Regions from separate parts of the Homo sapiens genome. Here region 1 is linked to region 2. A link is an interaction called in ENCODE POLR2A ChIA-PET data of the cell type or tissue named here. Cell type or tissue: MCF 10A. All regions are shown on one strand. Each heading gives the region's core, and the rest is flanking DNA. Links, peaks and the distances in the headings are about the cores only.

Region 1 (4,407 bases), core at 286-4,285, 51 kb before region 2:
ATGTTTGTGTCTTTGTATGTGGAAATACGCAGGTCATTTGGACACAGAAGGCAAAAGATTGGGGCAAAGAGAATTGGAGGCACTGGGTAGAAGGGTAGAAGTTCTAGGGAGTTCCCTCCTTTTTGGTGAAGTTGTCTGTTTTTTGGGGAAGGGAAACAGTATTGATGGAGGCAATAAGAAGCCAAGTGTTAATGTAAATTCTCTCTTTTTGAGACTTCTGCTTCTGAATCTGTTTCCCTTTAGAAGTAGAGTCCCTGGGCAGCTATAAGTAGCATTCTTCATATGAACACAATTATAGTTCCAGAAAGCTACATTCTTATTCATGTGTGTGAGTGTGTGTGTGTGTGTGTGTGTGTAGGTTTATAAAATCAATCTTATACATTCTTAATTTAAACCAAATTTATGTAAGTTAAATTTATTCATATTACATTAACAGTAATTTTAGCTAAATGATTTATTAATTTTTTCAGTAAAAGAAAAAATCAAAGGTAAACAAATAAGAACATACATTTAGACTTTGTGTTATGGTGTTGAAATAAGCCTTTTAATAGAAAATTGTTAAAAATACATTAAAAAGTTAGGAAAAAATTATTACCAAAAATGATTTTATCTCTTAGGAAATATCACACAGAAGCCACAACAGAAAATAAAATGTGTACTTATGTTGGGACTTCAACCACAAACATACCGATAAGCTGAGAGCTCTTGGCACAAGATTGGCATAATCATAAACTAGTTGGCTTCCAAAGCTGACAAAGTCTCACACTCTGTGGCACACTTAGACCTAGCTGAACAATACAGAAGTAAGGTCAGGAGTATACAGAGCCCACTAGAGCATCTTCATCACCAGGCCATACTGAGAATAATTTCATTAAATACCCAGGAGCACTCTTTACCACGGAAATAAGTCACCTTTCCAATACAGAAAACATTTTGTCAGGAAATGCAGTAGGTCTGCTACCTTGGCACCATTTTTTCTCCTCTCCTAGCCATAGTCACACTCCTAATGGCAACTGGCAGATTCTGGTGGGTATGACATGCAATGGAAGTCAACACCTTGTATTTTGGGACTCAACTACCACAGACTACCTGATTTACAATGTAAATAGCATGACCGTTATGTAGATAATAACAGAGAACAATTAACTACGCATAGGCATTTTAATCAACCACGAGTCAACATGTGTGGTCAAAAATAAACCTATTTGCTTAATGACCTTAAGGAAATTATTTCCCTTCTCAGGACCTCAAAGGAAATGGACCAGATCAACGGTGCTTAACACTGGCTGCACATTAAAATATCTTGGGGACCTTTGAAAACTATTGATACCCAAACCCTGCCCCATGCCACCACTATTAGAATCTCTAATGGTAGGGTCTGGGCATTGGCATTTATTGGAAGCTCCCTGGTTAATTCTGATGTACACGCCAAGACTGAGAAGCACAGGTTCCTTTTGAATACAAGCAGGGAAGAGCATCAGTGAAAGTCAAAAATTGACCTTAAGGTTAAACTGTGAAGTTGAGACTATAAATGGGAAGGCTGTTTAGAAGGGAACATGCATATGTTAGAACCACTCATTAAGGTCATGCCCCACAATCTTGCTACTGTGCAGACAGTGCCTGAAAAACCCCAAATTAAATAAAGTCTCATGGAATCAATTAACTTTTTTGAGAGAAACTGAGATTGCTGCTGTCTGTGGTAATATTCAGACTGTAACGCTTTTTTAGTTTTCCATGAGTGGAGTTGCTTAAGAATTAATACACCACCCAACAAAATAGCACCCCAAAAGTGCTATTGCCTCATTCTGGCAATGAAAGCTGTATTTTCCCTGAGGCCTTTCTTCGTAGGCTGGAGTTGCCATGGGAAGCAAAGCTTTACTGGGATGCCAGAACAAACAGGCTCTGAAACCATCCCAGCATAACTTACAGAGCTGCCTATAAATCAAAGAGAACCCTAAGGTCAAAACCACTTAAACACACACACACACACAGACACACACAGACACACACACACACACTCTCACATATATGCATACTCCCTGAGAAATATTACAAAAGGGGAGATGGGTCAAGAAAATCCAACTAAAATTGCTGCATGAAACTAATAACAGGTATTTATGTGCCCCTTTCATCCACAATTCTCCAAGGACAGAGTGTGCTAAGATTACTTGTCTTTTGAAACCTTTCCAGTGTTCTGAGGGATAAAAAAGGAGTAAGTTTGCATATGAAATCTGGCAAGTGGAAGTGGCCGTAAGGGGTCATCTACTCCATTCTTTCAAGCATAGTTATGATGAAATGCAGTCATTTCTCTCCTTCTCCTTGGCAAAGTCAATTCTGCACCATTCCAAGGTGTCATCTTCTAACCAGCCCACTGTTTTTCTCTAGAAGACTGCTTTTTTTTGTTTTTTGTTTTTTCTGCCATCTCCCAAATTCACACTTTCTAAATGATGTGAAGACCATGGACAGCTAGTGAAGAAAGAAGGTAGAAGCAAATGGGTGGGAAACAAGCTTGGAATAATTCCTGGGTCAAAATAAAGATTCTTGCGTATGATTTTATTTTGTTCTCATTATGCCTGGCTTTTTCTTGGATATTAGTCAACAGGGAGCTTAACTAGAATGTAAATGCTTAGGACTAGTGTACTTATAAAAAATCTCTTCACTTTCTTCTTAGGTCTTCCGTGACTAGACTTGTGCCTCATCTCCTTACTTGTTCTAATTCAACTTCTCTAACTCAACGATACAGTGAATGTGCAAGGCAGCTACGGTGCAGTGAAAGGAAGCTTGCTCTAGTTCTCTTAATTGAATTCCAATTTTTCTATTCATTGGCAGGGTGACCTTGGGTGAGTTATTTTACCTATTTGATCTTCAGATCGTACAAGGTTTTTATGTGGATCAAATGAGTTATGAAAGCTGTATAGTGCTGTAAATATGTAGGCTGTTTTCTCCTCTCTTCCTAATATTAACAGAATAGAGTGATAACACATTCAAAATCTTCTAAAGTACTTCCTCAAAAAACTTTTAGAGTAACTGGGGGAGTCCTTTGTGGTCAAGTACTGGTCAGGTTTGTTTTGCTCACAGTCACTAAACCATAGTTTTACAATTATTCATATAGTGCAAAGGTTTTGTACCTGCATCTTTTTCTCTAACATATATTTTTCCCAGGTTTTTGCTGGGACACTTTAGTTAAAACAAGGCTTCAAAGAAAAAGTCCTAAGCTAGTGGGAGAGGTTCAAAGGCTTCTTGCAGGGTCAATTAGCACCTATAAAATTTATCTCTGTTTTTTACTAATGGCTATTAAACTAAAGTGAGGGCTAAAGATGACTGATAACCACCACTTCCTCCAATTGTTGTTATTTAAGTGGAAAATAGCTCTTAACTCTCTGCACTTAATATTCAACGTGTGACAAGTTTAAGATTCAGCAACTATTGTAGATTTGAGGTTCTTTTTAAAACTTTTTACTGAGTTTATTAAAGTAACTCATGTCACTGTGATAAGAAACCTGCCATTGATTTTTAAAAAATGTAATGGGTACATGTTACATGTATGTATTTATTGGGTACATGTGATATTTTGATACACGCATACAATGTATAATAATGACATCAGGGTAATTGACATATCCATTATCTCAAGCATTTATAATTTCTATGTGTTGAGAACATTCCAATTCGACTCTTAGTTGTTTTAAAATATAGAATAAATGATCGTGGACCGTAGTCACCTCATTGAGCTATCAAACACTAGATCTTAGTCATTCTATCTGGCCATATTTTTGCACCCATTTACAATCCCCACTTTCCCCTCCCTGCTCACTAACCTTCCCAGCCTCTGGTAACCGTCATTTTGCCCTTTATCTCTGTGAGTTCAATTGTTTAAAATTTAGCTCCCACATGAGCGAGTACAGGCAAAATTTGTCTTTCTGTGCCTGGCTTATTCCACTTAACATAATGCCCTACATTTCCATCTGTGTTGTTGCAAATGTCCGGATTTTATATTTTATGGCTGGATAATATCCCATTGTGTTTATGTACCACATTTTCTTTATTCATTCATCTGTTGATGGACACTTGATTCCAAATCTTGGCTATTGTGAATAGTGCTGCAATAAACATGGGAGTATATCTCTTCAGTGTACTGATTTCCTTTCTTTGGGGTAAATACCTAGCAGTGGAATTGCTGGATGATACAGGAGCTTTATTTTCAGTTTTTTGAGGAGCCTCCATACTGTTCTCCACAGTGGCTGTTGAATTTCTTTTATTATTCATTCTTTCAGGTAGAAGTTTTGCTGTGTACTTGGCATCAAATACAGCTTAGGTGCCTGCCTTAACATTAAGTAGGCAAGATTTCCAGATGAAATGAGTACTGACCTCCATGTGTTCTCTGAAGAGTTCCAAAATCAAGTAGGC
Region 2 (4,407 bases), core at 309-4,308:
CAAGCAACAATATAGTTTGTCACCAATATGGAGAAGAGAAGCATGGTATCTGATCTTGGTTTCTCCTCTTCCTCTCGTAATCACTGGGACTGGCAGAAATGGGCTTTCTCCTCTCTCTCTTTCTATATGATCATTATTTGCCTTAAACAAAATGTTATGACCAAGTCATTCAGGCTTTCAAGTTAAAGGAGGAGATTAGGGATTTTAGACAGGCTTTCAAGTTAAAGGAGGAGATTAGGGATTTTAGAAGACATTTCTCTCTCTTAATGAGCCTTGCTTTAAATTTAATTATCTTCCTGTGCACATAAAATTCCTATTTTGTTTGCCAAAAACTGAGTACTATCTTTTTCACTCTGCCTTCATGTTATTACAATTCTATTTTCCCTCTGAACTTCCCTGCCCTGCATCCTCAGAAAGAGTAGATAGATGCTTCAGGCTGACTTGGATGAAAATCAGATACATGGAAACACAAAAGAGACAAGCATATTTATATATTTCCAAAATTATTACCCCACCTTACTATACATTACTAAAGAAATAATTAGTGGTTCAGAAGTGTGCATGTACAAACACTGTCATCTGATAATATTGACAAATTAAATTACAAAAGAATTTTCTATTGCTACAAATTATATATGAGAGCTCCAGCTTCACTGAATCCTTGTAAGGATTATCATTTTGAAAATGTTTACTAACTTCCCAATCAAAGGATAATCAAGGAATAACATTTAGATTTTCTTCATTTTATTTTTTCTCCTAACCTTTCTAATTCTGCAAGAGAGTAAGCTTGTACTCATAAGAAATACAATATAAGAATCTGATGTAGGGATGTAACATCACAAGGTATCAAGCACAGTCAGTACTGTCAACTTATTATTATTGAGATCAACAGTTTTCCAATTTCACTTTTATTTCAAAGCAGGATTTGGTTGTTGGGACTACTACCCTAGTTATTTAGTAATGCAATTATTTTTGAGATTGGCTTAGCTTTTTCAGATTTCCAAAATAGTTGCTGTTTTACATATATGATTTTAATTTTCCATGAATGCTATAAAATGTTATTAATTCCATTTTACAGCCAAAGTGAGACCCAGAGGTGCTAAGTGATTTGCTTGAAGTGTTTGGAAAGTACAGAGCAGTGTAGTAGAAGGTCAGTCTGCATTGGAATTCCGAGTCTACTACTGACTGGTTTTGTGATTTCAGTGAATTTCTTAACCTCCTCAAGCTGCTTCCTTATCTGCCCATCGAAATTTGCAAAGTTCACTTCAGGGTTGTAATAGGAAACAAATATAAGGAAATTTTCATTCAGACCTAAAAGGTAACAGCAAATAAATGAATGATTATTCTCATTGAATAACAGTGCTGTGTTCTTTCTCTTCTATTCCACTGTTTAATTTTCTTTTGAATATATCTTTTTAAATATAGAACAACCACTTACTATTTTACATATTATTGTGTCAAGGATGAGCAGAGATAAAGAGAAATTGAACCAAAAGGAATTTTACATGTGAATTTACCTTACAAAATGAAAGAATCATAAAATGCAAGAACTGCATTAACAGTACATATTTATGACCTACAGAAAAACAGGTGTGCAAGAGAAAAGGAATGGCACAGAGCTTCACAGACAGTAAATTACAGATCCGTATTTCTCTTAGAGTCCTGGACTCTGCAATCAGATCCAGGATTTTTAACAAAATGTGCATTTTATCCTTCTCAAATTGGGCAAGAAGAACCATAGATTTTACCAACGAGAAATGAGGAGCCCTGCCAAAATCCCAGCCGACCCTGCACACTTACTGGGAACGTACTGAGTGCCAGGGCTTGTGCCAAGTGCTCTGGGGGATAGAGTTGAGTAAGTCATGGTCATCGCTCATTCATTTAGTGGAAAAAGCAGGCACACACACAAGTAACTTGATTCCAAGGCAGACCGCGATAAGTGTTATCTTAGATCACTGGAGGAGACAGGTCACACGACTGGAATAGCATGAAGTCAGGCCTGAGGCTGAGGGCATGCTGTTATTTAGGAACCCTATCAGGTTCATCTCACAGCTTGGCAGTGGTCCAAAAACCCTGTAGTTTCTTGTCCTGGGTGTGCTGGGTCATAGGATGCTTCCATCCACCTATCCTCGAATCTACTGTGAAGGCTGCTGGAGTCTGAGAATGTGTAAAGACAGATGAGACAGAGAGATTTGTTTCCCTTCTTAACATACATTATACAATTTTTAAAATACATTGACCTAGAATGACTAGTACTATAGAAAAACGGCCTGCCAAAGATTCCCTCTTTTCTTTCCTTGCATGTCATGGAATGTCCACAGTTTTTTATCCATTCAGGAAGTGAACAGAACCAAAAATGCTATATTTGTTTATTTTTCCAGGATAATTCTTATCAAATTCAGCTTTGCCCAAGCTGTTTGCTTGTCTGAAGCCCAACAAGAACTGTGAGGTGCTAGAGAACACAGTCCTTCTGATCCAGCTCTGTCTCAGAAACTTTACAAAATTAAATACTCAATCAACTTCAGTTGTATTATTTTTAACCTTCTGCTATTTTTAAGTAGTTTCCCATTTTCCAACTTGCTGGTAACTTTCCCAAAATGCCCTCAAACTTAGAGCTAAAAGTAAAACCGAAGAAATGAGACATATCTTGACTAATATTATATCATGTTAAATTGATTGCAAAAAAGTAGGGTGAAGCGAGGAATTCACTTAAATGAAAAAGGAAAGAACACTTGACTGGAAGCCCAGCAGTCTGGGCTTTGCTCCGGGCTCCGTATAACATCTGGGCGAGCTGTTTCCCTCCCTGAGTCCCAAGGTCCCCAACCGTCTAGCAGGAGGGTTGAATAGATTTATTGTCAAGACTTCGTTTTCAGTGACCTGTCATCTACATTATGGTTATTCTTTATACTATCTACAACAATAATAATAATGGTATAATAATTTATAACTTACAAAGCATCGGTAGTTGCATCACTCTCTAGTAAATATGTATGAAACTATGCTTTCAGCACTACAATTTTATAATTAGAACCTGATTACATTTAAGAGGGGGCAAAGTGAAGTTGAGGGGGCCCCCACTCCAGGCCCTCTCTGCGGTGGAGTTGACCTCTGGGACTTACTATGGCCTAGATCAGATTCCTGTGGTCACACTCAGATCCAAACCAACTGTTGGAGCTTTGTAACGGACTACTCACTAGTGCTAATGAATCCAAGAAACCCACGAATTTGTGCTTCTATATTTGCAGGCCAGGTCTACCAACCAGAGAGTCAGGAAGGCTTTAGGCAGACAAGCCCTTCCTCTTTACTCACTCTTCACTGCCTACCTCTAATGCACACGTAACAGCTTCAGTAACCACCTAACGGTGATGATCACCAACTTAGGAATTTTTAACCAGAACTGGGATTTCCGTTTGTAGCTTCCTTTTCTAACCAGCTAATCAACATCCCCGCTGTGTTCTGGAAGATCAGTTTGACCCACACCAATGAAATCACTTTCCATCATAAAATACTTCCTCCATACCTCCCTGGCTTTCCCAACTCTGCCAACATTTGCCTTGTTAACTTGGCTCAAAAATTCCAGCTCATCTCTGATTTCTTTTCTTGGACTCCCCTTGTTAATCAATGGCCAAGTCCAGCAGCATTTCTGTTCACAATACCCACCCCTATAATGCTTAGGCCTCATCATCACTAACTTGGACAAATACCGTAACTTTTTAAAGTGTGCTCCCTGGTCTATTTCACCGTGCACATGCTCCTTTCTAATCATGCCACACCTCTAATCAGAAACACCTAAAGGATCTCTAGTATTTACCATGTAGTCCATTTTTAAAATGCTGGTGTTCAAGGCTTTCTATAGTTTGACACAATCAGCCATTTAAACTGAATGTCCCGCCATTAAGTGAAACTGCACATTATTATCCAAAAATGGTCCCCACCCATGCAGATACCTTTGTAACACTGCTAACTTGAGTAGTGTGTCCTGCCCTATTTCTCCACACCTTTCTTATTAAAACATGATTCCATTCTCCAAGGTGCAGCTTAAATGACCTCTTTTTTATTACACGTCTCTTAGGCCAGAAGTATGTTCCTTGTCTTCTGAACCCCATAACCCTTTTGCCTTTTGCCTTCTAAGGAAGGGCACGGATCGTATCCTATCTCAACATTTGGTCAGTTGTATACCTATTTGTTATTGCTCCTCTGCTAGGCTCTCAGTAAAAATAATGCAAGGTCTGAACTTTGCCCATCAGTATGCTCCATGGTGGATGAGACTGCATTGAGTGGGACGAGCAGAACTCCAAGGGTGGTTTTCAGTAAAGCTGAAAGAAACTGGACAGAAGATCAGCAGCCAAATAGCTTTGCCAAGCCAGTTTCTGAGGCTCTCGTGTACACGTGGAAGCACAGTTTCAG

What was found. Peaks named below come from ENCODE experiments on the same cell type or tissue, not always from the same donor. Only the 100,000 strongest peaks of a DNase experiment are listed, where the experiment ranks them.
Region 1: POLR2A ChIA-PET joins it to region 2 with 10 read pairs; 1 of 35 experiments calls an interaction of 5 or more read pairs at or near these places.

What each region holds. Positions count from the first base shown.
Region 1 is chr3:189,506,761-189,511,167 of GRCh38, reverse strand. No RefSeq gene overlaps it. Among named protein-coding and RNA genes, the nearest start is that of TP63, 120 kb to the left of the region's middle. In MCF 10A, for the core only: no CTCF peak of the experiment used is centred there; a DNase peak (open chromatin) is centred at 1,857.
Region 2 is chr3:189,456,246-189,460,652 of GRCh38, reverse strand. No RefSeq gene overlaps it. Among named protein-coding and RNA genes, the nearest start is that of TP63, 170 kb to the left of the region's middle. In MCF 10A, for the core only: no CTCF peak of the experiment used is centred there; a DNase peak (open chromatin) is centred at 1,922.